Regions from separate parts of the Homo sapiens genome. Here region 2 is linked to region 1. A link is a contact called in ENCODE Hi-C data. All regions are on one chromosome and are shown on one strand. The core of a region is the stretch at or near the end of the contact, and the rest is flanking DNA. Distances in the headings are between cores, read along the strand shown.

The links. A loop is a pair of places that touch in the nucleus more often than their neighbours do. Pooled maps may share reads with other maps.
Region 2: a loop to region 1 is called in a map of CD8-positive, alpha-beta T cell, with 22 times the contacts of the local background. The contact joins the promoter of TARS3 here to the promoter of ARRDC4 in region 1. A Hi-C loop is called at or near these places in 3 of 168 maps with a recorded cell type or tissue (CD8-positive, alpha-beta T cell and ascending aorta) and 9 of 50 pooled maps.

What each region holds. Positions count from the first base shown.
Region 1 is chr15:97,957,952-97,964,787 of GRCh38, reverse strand. It overlaps ARRDC4 (arrestin domain containing 4), which reads right to left and starts at 4,085. Exons shown (of 8, transcript NM_183376.3): 1 at 3,620-4,085. The coding sequence starts at 3,926.
Region 2 is chr15:101,720,878-101,727,713 of GRCh38, reverse strand. It overlaps TARS3 (threonyl-tRNA synthetase 3), which reads left to right and starts at 3,241. Exons shown (of 19, transcript NM_152334.3): 1 at 3,241-3,623; 2 at 4,550-4,621; 3 at 6,392-6,588. The coding sequence starts at 3,327. RefSeq lists a silencer at 2,956-3,845.

The DNA of each region.
Region 1 (6,836 bases), core at 2,836-5,335:
CACAAGACAAGCTATTAAGCAAGTCATGTATGTATCCTTGAGCTCTCCTGACTAACACAGAGTTTCTTGGTGGCTAACTTGGAATACAGAAAGGGCTTTACCAAGCATGGCCAGGGCCCTTTTCTCAGCTTTGGGTTACCAGCTCCATTTTATTTCAGGCAGAAGCTTATCACTAGATTGTGAGAAGGCCAAAATGCAGGGTGTGGAGGGACTTTGTAAGGCCAGAGGCACCACTGAAACCTCTGATGAAGGCACCAAGACAATCTGTTTAATTCAGATCCAAAGTAGACTTCATGGCTTTCACGGTTGGTCAGGAGGCTCTCTTGAGAGACTTATACACTGTCCTTTCATTTCATGCTCAGATTTAATATTGAATTCCCTTATTGTGGATAGGATAAATAAGATGAAGAAATCGGAACACAGAGACAGAACTCTGAGATTTGCCTGGTCATCTGACACTAAAATGAAGATTTCTACTTTATCCATTCACTAAAAAAAAAAATTTAAAGAAATCAGTAGTGAAATGGGAATTTTTTATCCCTTAAATAAAAAAATAGAGTTTTATTTTATGACCTTAACCAAGTCAGCTGACATTTCAACTTCGTACTTTTAGAAAATAGGAACACATTACTGACCTATTAGGTCTTCTGAATCTATCCCCAATTTTTAATGTGTTAACATCAAGGGGGATAAAAAAGTGACACACCTGCCACTTAAGTCAATTTGAATACTCCACAGTTGGGTGACTGGAGGCAAAGTGAAGAACAAGTCACAGGGGCATGAGATCATGTTAAATTCAGTGGCAGGGCGGGTCCCAGTGGCTGACGTGTGCTCAGGAAGGTAGCAGCAGAGCAGGGACCAGGGAAGCATCTCGACCTGACAGCTGTGGAGTGAAAGGCTCAAGGCAATCCCAGTGCTCCTAAAAGAGCTGGGCTAAAGTTCTAATTTGAAATTACTAGATTACAGAACATGACGAAGTATTTACAAATGTTTTGAAATGTGTATTTCATTTGAGTTTAAAATGTGTAGTGCTTAGATTTCAGGCACCGCAGATAATCCTCAAAGAGACCGGGGGAGGAAAGGAGATTACATGCTTGTACACAAGCAATGACCATGGAGTGCTAGAACCTAGAGCACCCACATAGGAACATGGGTGGGCCCGACATCTTCAGGACCTGAGGGCTGGAATGGAGACAGATAGGAAGGGAAATTTAGATAAGGGAATAGCATGAGGAAGAGCATGGCAGGCATTTGTGGGGAACACAGTTGCCCAGGATACTGAAGAGAATGAGAGACATGAAGTTCCCCTTTCATTAAGCAACAAATCGACATCGGATCTATATCATTTAAAATGAGACTTTCAACTATCTCAAAACATAAACAGGAAAAAGAAATGGAAAAACTGATAAAAATGGGTTATAATATTTGGAATTCAATCTTTGTTTTCTTTTCCTCTTTCTCAAGTTTTGTTTTTAATGTAAAAGGTTCACAAGCTGAACCATGTGCCCATTTCTGCTTCTGCACCAACCGCTCATTATTTCTGTCTTGTATACTGAGCACTACAAAGTCACAGGAAGATGTTTCAATCACTAATGGCCTTACAGCCAAAGCTCATAATTAAAGGTTTTGATGAGCCGTGGGATGCAGAAGACCATTACAGAGGCAGAGACTGGGGCTCAGGAAGGGTGAGGGACTTGCATAAGGTCACACTGCTGGTGGGTGACCAAGAACTGAGACCAACTCTCTGATTCTGGCTTGTTTTCTACTACAGTTTCTCAATAAAAATATGAAGAAAATCAATCACAATGACAGCAAGTAGTTGAATTAGATTAAGGATGTCAAAGAATTATCTGGAGAGCATTTGTGAAAACAGATCCCAGTGCTACATAATATGGATTTCTAAAAATCTCCTTAGGTGATTGAAACACAGCCAGGTTTTGTAATTAAATTACCCCCAGAATCTAGACTGTGTAAAGATGCTAAGTTCTTCCAAGCTATAGATATTAGGGGTGACTTATTTTTTTTCCCCAACTAAAAGAGACTATGATTTTAAGCAAAATGTAATTGTGCCAATATGTGCTATGATACATTCTAAAACAAGTTTAAGATTTTCAAATTGTCTAGTTTTTACATTCTGTTCCACATGTGTATATATGTGTGTGTGTGACGAATAAACATCTGACTTGTGAATTAAAAAAAATGTTAGCCCAGATTTTACCAAAGCAGTTTTTTATTGCTAATCCCAGGTTCAACTGCTTTTAATTTTACATCTATTGACTCAGCAGTTATAGGCCCAGAGATACAGTCCAAAGTCCTGGACAAAAATCAATGTATGTCTCACTCCCAAGGTCCTTGACTCCATTCGGCCATCTTGCAAATTGTATTGTCTGCTTCCACTGGGGCCTGGGTTGATCCTGGAAGCCATACTGAGGAAAGTGCATGAAGGAGTAAGAACTATCACTAACACACTGTTCCCATTGATCCAAAAGGCAGTTTTGGTTCCAAATATAGTTTTCCTCACTACAATTTTGGGATGACTCAGATGATCACTTACCTCGAGGAGTTCACTGTGTCCACAGTAGGATAGGGCAAAACCACATATTCTATTATATTTTGTATAAGACATAGCACATAGATATAATGCGTTTACTCTTCAAGGAGAGGAGGTGCATACCATTGTTTTATTTGATAGATAAAAGCTCATGGCAAAAACGTAAAAGTTTAAACTAGTTTCCATCCATGAAATGAGTAAGACTCATGGTTCTTAGTATTTTCGTGACTAAAGGGATCCAATTTTGGTATCTAATATTAATGAAACGCTCATGTAGTGTGTCCCCACATGGGTACTTCTGGAAAAGTCTACACTGTGAACTGGACTTCACCAAAGTGAGCAGGAAGGGAAATCCCGACACGCCCTGATGCTCTTGTCTCTAAAGGCATTTTGAGTGGAGAGAAGTGGGGGAGAGGGGAAGAAGCGGGTAGGAGGGGAGGAGGAGGATGGGGAGGAAGAGGATGCGGAGGAAACAGCAGCAGTATCAGGTAGAGGTACAACTCTTACTAAGTTGCCCTGCTCCCCAGAAGAGGGAAACCAAGCATGATGATCAAGTCTGGAAAACACTTCCTTTGAACTCCTACCCCTCAGAAACTACTTCCCTATTCCCCAAACCAAATTTCTGCTAATTCATCATGAACCAAGAACGTATGCAGGATAGGGAGGAGTGGAGGCCATAGGACACGGGCACCGCAGAATGGAACCTCATAGCCGCCGGTTCCACCGTCCCTTTCTTGGACCAGAAGGAACAGGACCTAGATTTCTGGATCCCCCATTGTCCAATCACAGGTTCCCACCGCACCCAATGGCCCCCTCCCGTCGCGGTCCTAGAAAATCCCGAGCCACTGGTCCCGGTCAGGCCCGGCGGGCCAGGGGCGGGGCGCCAGGAAGAGCTGCGCACCCAGGACTTGCGGTCTCTCCTTACCCGCGAGGGTAGGCCGGACCCCACCCCCGGAAGCCCGCCCTGATCTCACCTGCCAGGTGGGCATCCCGAGGGTGCGCGGCCTCCCAGCCCCTCCCCGGCCCCGCAGCCTGGCGGGGGAACCCCAGGCGCTCGCCTGCGCTTACCGGCCGGGGGCTCCCGCAGGCTGAGGCGCACGTTCAGGTACTCCACCTCCGAGAAGACAGCCAGGGCCGCGGTGCTGGCCGAGGCGCGGGGGCAGGTGCTCGGGCCCCAGGCGGCGGTGGCGCGCCCCTGGGCCTCCAGGCGCAGCGCGCGCAGGGCCACCGGCTCGGACGCCTCCAGCAGCACGTGCCCGGCCACTGTCTCGCCGCTGGAATAGCAGCCCTTGCGCTCGTCCTCGAACACCAGACCCAGGCTCTTCACGCGGCCCTCGGCACCCACGGCCGCCGCGCACCCAGCCTCCCCGCCCATCCCGCCGGGCGACTCTTTCCTGCCCCTGAGGTCGGCAGAGGCCCGGAGCCGGGGTCGCGAGCACAGCGGCGCCGCTGTCACAGGCGCTCGCGGCAGGGTAAGGCCGCCGCGGCAGCCGTGCGGTACCCGATGGGGCACCGGCTCGCCGAGAGGCCTGTCGCTTTAACAAACCCAGTTGGGCCTGGAAAAGGGCCGGGACAGCCCACCCCCGGCGGGCGGCCATTGGTCAGCTGCGAGCCCTGCTTCTTGCTGATTTGTTGTAGATGGTCACTGAGTCATTTCATTGGCGCTCCCACGCGTGGGTGGGCGCAGGAAGGCCGTGCGTGATCAGGGAGTGTTGGCCAATCGGGAGGCTCCGGCGTGCACGTGCACAGGCCGTTTACTGGCTGAGGCCAGGCACAGTCCTGGAGCCCTGGCCAATAGTGAGGCGGTGCGCCCATGTGGACAGACAGTGGGAAACAGTATCTGTCAGGGAGGGGGCGGAACAGGGTTATCTCCGGCTCTCAGCGTGTCAGCCGTTCCCATAGTTACGAACGGGGGCGGGGTTTCTAGCAGCGTAAGGACTTTGCAGGAGCCACTGGGTTCTCGCTAAAGCATGAAGTTGTGGCTGTAACTGGCTTGTGTTTATGATTACATCTGCAATACTCGAGGGGAAATAGATGCTCTGGGAAACGGAACTCGGCAATATTTCCTTTTGAGATCTTGGGGGCCGGCCGCATCGGGACTTTAATGAATGACTTGGAATCTTCTAACCTCCAGGTTTTTGATCACCGCCTCTCCCAGGTTTCAGAATTCCCAGCCCATGTAAGAGCCATAGATAAGAAAAATGAGGGTTGTGGTTTTAAACCTGATACATCCCCTAAGGAGTTCTCCTCCTAAGCTCCGCAGTGTCGCTGTTAGGAATAGCTGGAACTCTGATTCTTCCTGCTGTAAATAAGATCATGAATCACATTGTTTTTGAACAACATCTGTCACTCAAGTTTCTGCCCCACCCGAAAGTTTCCTGACATCATTGTCATATCCACAGAAATTTCCAATTGCCTTGATGACTTGTTCCTCACGCCCAAGTTTCCTCCGGCTTGTCCTGCTACATTTTCCTTTTCAACCTTCCATTTTTTCTCTGTTCTGTTTTTTACCATCTTGCATAGCTGTCATTAGCTGGTCATCATTTTCTTAACTTTTAAGTTGTCCCCTTATCGACATGCCACGTTTGTGAGCTGTTATGTATTGATTAATCTCACAATGAAATTTAGCAATTTTCCTAAAAAAAAAACCTCAAAGTAAAGGTTGCTCTACTACCCTCGTTGAGTTTAGATTATTAATGTGGAGATTTAGTAAAGTTTTATAAGTTCAAAATTTCCTTATTACCTCTCAGAGAAAGTGGAAAAGTCACAAATTAGGCTCTGTGTAAAGTTCAGAAATAGTTGCTATTCTCTGACCATTTCGTCTAGAATAGCTCCCTACATGATCTTACTCTGCCTACTTTTTTTTTTATATAACACAACGTGACCTTACGTGTTTATCTATGTATTATCCATCCCACTCATTTGAAACACAGAACTTGTTCTCATTCGTTTTTTGACCTCTAGGGCCTAACACAGATCTTAGCATACAGTAAGTGCTCAATAAATGTTGAGTGATTGAATGATGTATCCTAACCGTGTAGTAGTATTGGCTCTGCAATACATGAATAGTGTTCTGCCTCTTACTCTACTAAACTTTCACTGTCTCCAGGCAATGGTTCCCTCCAAATTAAGTGGCTGGGAGAGGGAGAAAAGGACAATGGTCCTAACGGTAATGAAAGGACAAAATGGCAGGTTTTGCATTCTGTACTGGGAAAGACCAGACTCTCTGTTTTCATTTCAGTTAAGAACAGTTTTGGCCAGCCAGGCATGGTGGCTCACACCTGTAATACCAGCATTTCGGGAGGCCGAGGCGGGCAGATCACAAGGTCAAGAGATCGAGACCATCCTGGCCAACATGGTGAAACCCCGTTTCTACTAAAAATACAAAAATTAGCTGGGTGTGGTGGCTCGCACCTGTAGTCGCAACTACTCGGGAGGCTGAGGCAGGAGAATCTCTTGAACCCGGGAGGCGGAGGTTTTCAGTGAGCCGAGATTGTGCCACTGCACTCCAGCCTGGGTAAGAGAGCGAGACTCCATCTCAAAACAACAACAACAAACAATAGTTTTGGCTACAGGTAACAACAGACTGTGTGACCAACACACATTCTGCCTTTAAAAATATTTCTTGTTTACTAGACGAAAAGGTCAGTAGTAGAGTATGGGCCCTTCAGATTGATTCATCAGAATCCTTTTATCTTTCTCTTTGACATACTCTGCTCCCTTCATCGTAGTAGGGATTACCACAGCTCTAAGTGTCTCCTTGTCTTCCTTACACCACAGAGTTCAACACATAAAGCAAGGGAGGGTCTGCAAGCAAACAAAAATTCTCTTTTCTCTCAGAAAGAAGATATATTTATATCCCAGATGCCCCCAACAGACTTCTTACATGTCATTGGCCAAAACTGAGTCATATGTACACCTATAGATTATTGACTGGCAAAAATAAGTAGGATTTTTACAATTCACTTAGACCAGTCATTCTTCTCTGGGTGCTGGACACAATCAGAGCTCTGTTAACAAGGAAGAGGGGCAAATGGCTGTTGAGCAGTCAACATTGTAGAGCCATTTGAGTGGCTTAAGTGGGTCTGGCCAAATTTGCTATAGCGTAGAGCTGCCCCAGCCAGACATAAAGAGGATATTTAAATAAAAAATATTCTATAACTAGAGAGAAGTTAATTTATATGGTGACTCAACTCATTCACAGATAAAATTCCATTTTTGTTGTGTATACATTACAATGAATATTCGAGTTCAGCTACTATTAATATAGCAGCATATGACAGTT
Region 2 (6,836 bases), core at 1,992-4,491, 3.8 Mb before region 1:
TTTATGCCAAAAACTCGTACATAATCTGTTTGAGCCTGATCTGGCATACACCTCTTTTATTTAATGATAGGATGCTGCTGTATATACCCAACCTTAGGCTTGATGGGTCAAATAACATTCAATTCATGGAGGGAAACTTGGGTAGCATGGTAATTTGATGGTCCCTGATGAAGCACTCAATCTCTACTATGGCCCAGTAGCAAACCAGAAGCTGCTTCTCAAAAGCAGAATAGTTAATCCCAACACTTTGGGAGGCAAAGGTGGGAAGATCACTTGAGGACAGGAGTTCAAGACCAGCCTGGGCAATGTAGCAAGACCCCATCACTACAAAAATTTTTTTAATTAGCTGGGCATGGTGGTATGCACCTGTAGTCCCAGTTACTCAGGAGGCTGAGGTGGGAGGGTTGCTTGAGCCCAGCAGGTCGAGGTTGCAATGAGCCAAGATCTTACCACTGCACTCTAGGTTGGGTAACTCTTATCTGCCACAGACATTTCAAGCACCATCAGATCTGTTGCTCATGTGGCCCACATAGAAAAGTAGCTTGCATAGCAGCATTACCTGTTTCAGAATCTTGTTAGGTTCTCAGTCTTACTTAACACTGGCAGTCTTGAGTTACATAGTAATTGGTTTAGAAAAATAATGTCCAAATGAGGTATATGTTGCCTCCAAAGTGGCATCTCTAAATGCTCTGAATTACTTAATGCCTAGAAGTTTCACTGAGGTGACAGCCCTCTGAATTTTTACATTTGGGGATATATTTCCTTCTCTACCACCTCCACATGCCTTATCAAGGTGACTATAGTATTTGCTATTTCCTGCTCATCAGGGAAAATCAGCATGCTATCATCAATGATAGGACACCAGCATGATATCCTATGGAATACAGCAGCAATCAAAGTCCTTGTGGACTAGATTATCACATAAAACTAAAGAGTTTATATTGTCTTGTGGTGATACCCTGTGAAGGTGTATTGCCAGCCTTGTCAGCTGAAATAAAATGGTGCTCGATAGCCCTTAACTAATAGATATAAAGAAAGAAGTATTAGCCAGCTCAATAGGTGCATATCAGGTGCTAGGGGTTATGCTGATTTACTCCAACAATGAAATCATATCTGGAAGAGCAGCTGCAACTGGAATCACCATCTAATTAAATTTATATTAATCTACTATAATTCTCTAACATCCATTTGTCTTCTACATAGGCTAAATGTAAATGGGATGGTAAGGTAAGGTAAATGGGGTGTGATGAGAATCTCCACCCCTGCATCTTTCAAGTTCTTGAAGGCAACAGTAATCTGTGCAATTCCTTCAGGAATGCAGTATTACTTTTGATTTATTATTTTTGTATGTTGATAAAGTTCTAGTGGTTTCTGCTTGGCCTTTCCTACCAGAATAATAGCCTTATGTCCGAGGGTCAGGGAAACACTGTAGGGATTCTGCCAGTTTGGAGTATATCTATTCAAACTCTGCATTCTGGAACTGACGAAATAACTACAGTGTGAGTTTGGAAACCCAATGGGCTCACTGGGTATTGTGTGATCCTAGCTAAAACCTGGAAATAACCCAAATTTTCCATCAACAAATGAATAAACAAATTATGGTATATCCATACAATGGAATACTACTCAGAAAAAAAGAACAATAGATACACACAAACATAGGTAAATATCAAAATTATTGTGCCGACTGAAAGTAGCTAAACAAAAGGAGGACATACGGTGTGGTTCCATGTGTAGAAAAATCAAGAAAATGCAAACTAACCTATAGTGACAGGAAGCAGACTGGTGGTTGCCTAGGTATTGGGAATGGAGACCCAAGAGAGACAAATTCCAGAGGGTCCCGAGGAAATTCTGGGGTGGCTTAAGTGGGTCCATGACATTCAGTGATGTGTTGGTCATGACAGAATGGCAGAAGCAGAAACTCCATGGCAGTGGATTGAGAAATGATGAATAATGAGGAGTCAGTGGGTCCTATGTAACTGTATCCAGAGGCTTCCTGAGGAAGGACTAAAAAAGATACAGTGATATTGGTTAGCAACATACTTCATGGAATCTCCTCCTGGGTGCTGTTTGGGATTCCACTTAGCTTAATCCAATGAGCTTGTCCCCCTCCGCTCCTTCTCCTGCACTGATTCTGCTCCTGGAGTGGAATTTACCTGCTTTTCCTCCTTGCTAACATCTCCCAACCTTTATTTTCCAGAGCAAAATAAACCTTTTCCCCTTTCTCAAAATTTTCTCCCTTTCTCAAACCACACCAGTCCAAGCTAAGCTCTTCCACTTCAGGACTCTTATAAGGGCATTATTACCTGTATCACATTATATGACATGCTCAATTAAATTCTGCCAAAGTTGAAAAGTACTAGTGTTAAGTGTGTAGAAACTGGCATCAGACTATCTGAGTTTGATTCCCCCTTTGTCATGTAGTGGCTGTGTGACCTTAGTCAAGTAACACAGTCTCACTGTGCTTCAATTTCTCCAGCTATAAGCGGATATAACAGTATCTCCTGTTATGAAGATTAAAGGAGTTACTACTGTTACAGAGTTTAGAACAGTGTTTGTCACATCCTAAGCCCTAAGAATAGTGATAAAAATCAATTTCTGTTCCTGCTCCAGGAAGTTTCACGCTCATGGTTAAGAGGGATACAAAGATATATGTGGCATTTGCCCTAGACTCAAGGAGCCAGTAATTTCGTGCTGGTCGGATTTAGATTTCACAGCGATTTTCTATATGCCCTGGCCCAGAGGCCTCAGTACTTGGGCAAGTTTGGCACGAAAGGCCAGAAAGTCCATTTATAATGAATGGCCACTTTTTAGAACCTGTTTGCAAGGCAAAAGAATGGTGACTGCCAGAATTCAAGAGGAAGAAAGGGTGAAGCCTTTTTGGAGAACGCAGACGATGGCCTTTTTGCAAGGTTTTGGAAGATTTTCGTTTCAACGGACTAAAAACTACTGCCAATAGCCTCTAGACAGGCCTCGAAAGGCAGGGGAGGCCCTTCAGACCCCATTTCCCCACTGCCCGTGACCCTAAGGTGGGCCTGGCCTCAGGCCCCGCCCCGCCCCGCCCCTGCAGGGTATCTGGCCTCAGGCCCCGCCCCGCCCCGCCCCGCCCCTGCAGGGTATCTGGCCTAGGCCCCGCCCCTCCCCGCCCAGCGCCCCGCCCCTGCAACGTGTAGGCCTCGGCTCCAACGAGGCCCCATGGCTCCGTCCCCGCCCCATCGCCCCGCCCCTCCCGGGAGCCCTGTCTTCTGCCGTGCGCTGAGTGTCCGCGTCGCCCTCGCCGCAGTCGCGGGCACCCCGCTCGGCGTCGGTGCCTGAGGGAGGCCGCGATGGCGGCCGAGGCCCTGGCGGCGGAGGCCGTGGCGTCGCGCCTGGAGCGGCAGGAGGAGGACATCCGCTGGCTGTGGTCGGAGGTCGAGCGCCTGAGGGACGAGCAGCTGAACGCGCCCTACAGCTGCCAGGCGGAGGGGCCGTGCCTCACGCGGGAGGTGGCGCAGCTCCGGGCCGAGAACTGCGACCTGCGCCACCGCCTGTGCAGCCTGCGGCTGTGCCTCGCCGAGGAGCGGAGCCGCCAGGCCACGCTGGAGAGCGCGGAGCTAGAGGCGGCGCAGGAGGCCGGCGCACAGGTAACCGGGCGGTGGGGACACTGGAGAGGACGCGGGCGGGGCGGGCCGAGACGGTGCGCACCGAAAGGTTTTCAACTGCGGGGGCAGGTGCGGGGGCGCCCCGGGGGAGTGCCCTCCCAGTGCCCTGCGGCTGGCCCGCCCTGCCCTGCTCGGTGGTCCCGTGTGGCCTGGGGAGCCGCCGGATTTCCAGCAGTCGCCAGACTTAACCAAATGCTGTTGATTTCTCAATTCGTCCATTAAAGAGCCTGCCACGCATCTTTTTCAGTAGCAGAAATAGTGTTTTCATTTGTTTGAAAAAATGCTGGAGTGTTTAAAACTCATTCTTTCCTTGGTCAGAAAGACTAACAGCTGCGTATGTAAACTCTCATTCCCTCTGGTTCTTTTTTGTTGTTGGGTTTTTTTTGGACGAGAAGTTTTCGCTTTTTGTGCTCTTGTTTTGGTGGTTCATCTTGAGAGGATAGCTGTATATTTAACATTTTTATTTAATACAGTATTTTATGATTTGTAGAAAGGATAAATTATCTTCTTTTAACATCATACTTTCTGAGTCCTGAAGCTTCTCAGGCTGAGATGTTCTGCAGTCCTTTAGGAAGGACAGCTGCGGTGAACTAGCAACATCTTCAGGAAATAGTGCATTTGATGTGGCGGGCAGCAACCACACATTTTCCAGCCACATTATTTGTTTAAAGTTCAGGACAAAAGGTTTTCAAGAGCACAATATATTAAATGTGCTTAGCAACAGTGTGACAGGAAGGACTGAACCCTGGAGAATGACTTGCCCACTGAGAGCTGTAGCTGGTGGTCAGGAGAGCCCAGCTATGAGCCTCTAAACACGGGGCACTTGCAGCCTGCTGGCATGACTCTCTTCTTAAAATGTGTTGCTTTTTCTTGCCATTGATGTGAGTCATTTATAATTTATCTTTCAGCCTCCTCCTAGTCAAAGCCAAGACAAGGACATGAAAAAGAAGAAAATGAAGGAAAGCGAGGCTGACAGCGAGGTAAGTTGTTGCTGTGGAAACAATATAAAATACTACCTGTAATTTTAAATATGTGTATATAGTTAATTACCTAGGATTTCCAATAAAAATTACTGATTAAATTATTATTTGGGTCACATTAGTGTATTTAAAACTTTTCAAGCCTTAAATATGAGATGTCTTGAGAAATGAGCTGCCCATGTTTAATAAACACGTGTATTTAATCTATTTAAGTTGTGCTACTAGAGTACTAGAGTTGGTTTTTTTTGTTTGGTTGGTTTTTTTTTGTTTTTTGAAGGCGGAGGTTTGCTCTTGTTGCCCAGGCTAGAGTGCAATGGCATGATCTCGGTTACTGCAGCCTCCACCTCCCAGGTTCAAGCGATTCTCCTGCCTCAGCCTCCTGAGTAGCTGGGACTACAGGTGCATGCCACCAAGCCCGGCTAATTTTTTTTTTTTTTTTTTTTTTTTTTTAGTAGAGATGGGGTTTCACCGTGTTAGCCAGGAGGATCTCGATCTCCTGACCTCATGATCCGCCCACCTTGGCTTCCCAAAGTGCTGGGATTACAGGCGTGAGCCACCGCCCCCGGTCTTTTTTTTTTTTTTGTATTCGAGAAACTAGCTACTTTGCTTTTGTATATAAAGCATTAAAACAATCAGTAAGTATTTATCTAGCATCAACATTTGGTAGGAGTGAAGAAGGAATACCTAGGCCCAAAGAAGTTAGTCTGGTTGAGGAATTCAGGCAGACTCAGGACAAACAACTAGAGAACAGAGTACGATGGTATACAAGTAAGTGCTGTAATGTGTGACTCTGTACACGTTCTGTAAACAGTAGAAAAGGGAGGTGTCATGGGGGCTGGGCGTGGGGCTGTCTCAAAGGAAAAAAAAAAAAAAAAGGGAGATGCCAGCGGGTAAAATAGGTAGAGGAGGCAGGCTTTGAGGTGGACCTTTAGAGCTAAGGAGAAGTTAGATAGGCAGAGAGGAGCCTTTTGGAGGTGGGAAGTACACATGCTCTTAGTCTTACAGTTGGGTTATGTCCCAATAAAACCAATGTGAGTTAAAAATGTATTTAATACACGTAAGCTAGTGATCATCGTAGTTTAGCCTAGCCTACATTAAAAGTGCTCAGAACACTTAGATTAGCTTACAGTTGGGCAAAATCCTCTAACATAAAGCCTATTTTATTATGAAGTGTTGAATATCTCATGTAATTTATTGAATACTGTACTGAGTGAAAAACACAATGGTTGTATGGATACTCAAAGTACAGTTTCTACTGAATGCATATGACTTTCACATCACTAAAGTTGAAAAATTGCGGCTGGATACGGTGACTCACGCCTGTAATCCCAGCATTTTGGGAGGCCAAGGCAGGTAAATCATTTGAGGTCAGGAGTTCGAGACCAGCCTGGCCAACATGGCGAAACCCCATCTCTACTACAAATACAAAAATTAGTCTGGCAGGGTGGTGCGTGCCTGTAATCCCAGCTACTCGGGTGGCCGAGGCAGGAAAATCGCTTGAACCTAGGAGACAGAGGCTGCAGTGAGCTGATTTCGTGCCCCTGCACTCCAGCCTGGGCGACAAAGCAAGACTCCATCTCAAAACAACAGCAACAACAACAACAAACCAAAAAACAACAACAACAACAAAATCGTAATTCAAACCATGGTAAGCTTGGGACCATCTGTAGAACTGAGAAGGCAGTAAGGGGGTGAGCCTGATTCAGAGCTGAGCAGCTGGAAAACAGTAGGCTGTATATATTAATCTCATTATGTTCTAATAATTTCCAGGTGAAGCATCAACCAATTTTCATAAAAGAAAGATTGAAGCTTTTTGAAATACTGAAGAAAGACCATCAGCTCTTACTTGCCATTTATGGAAAAAAGGGGGATACAAGCAACATCATCACAGTAAGAGTGGCTGATGGGCAAACAGTGCAAGGGGAAGTCTGGAAAACAACGCCTTACCAAGTGGCTGCTGAAATTAGGTAAACCGCAGTGTGGAAAAGATATTCAATCTTAAGTAATTATACTGAAGCCTGGTGAAAATGTTTTCTTAGGGACCGCTAATATATTACTCCATTCTCACGATACTAAAAGGACATGTCTGAGACTGGGTTATTTATAAAGGAAGAAGATTTAATTGACTCACAGTTCCGCAGGGCTGGGGAGGCTTCAGGAAACTTACAGTCGTGGCAGAAGGGGAAGCAAGCATGTCCTTCTTCACATGGCAGCG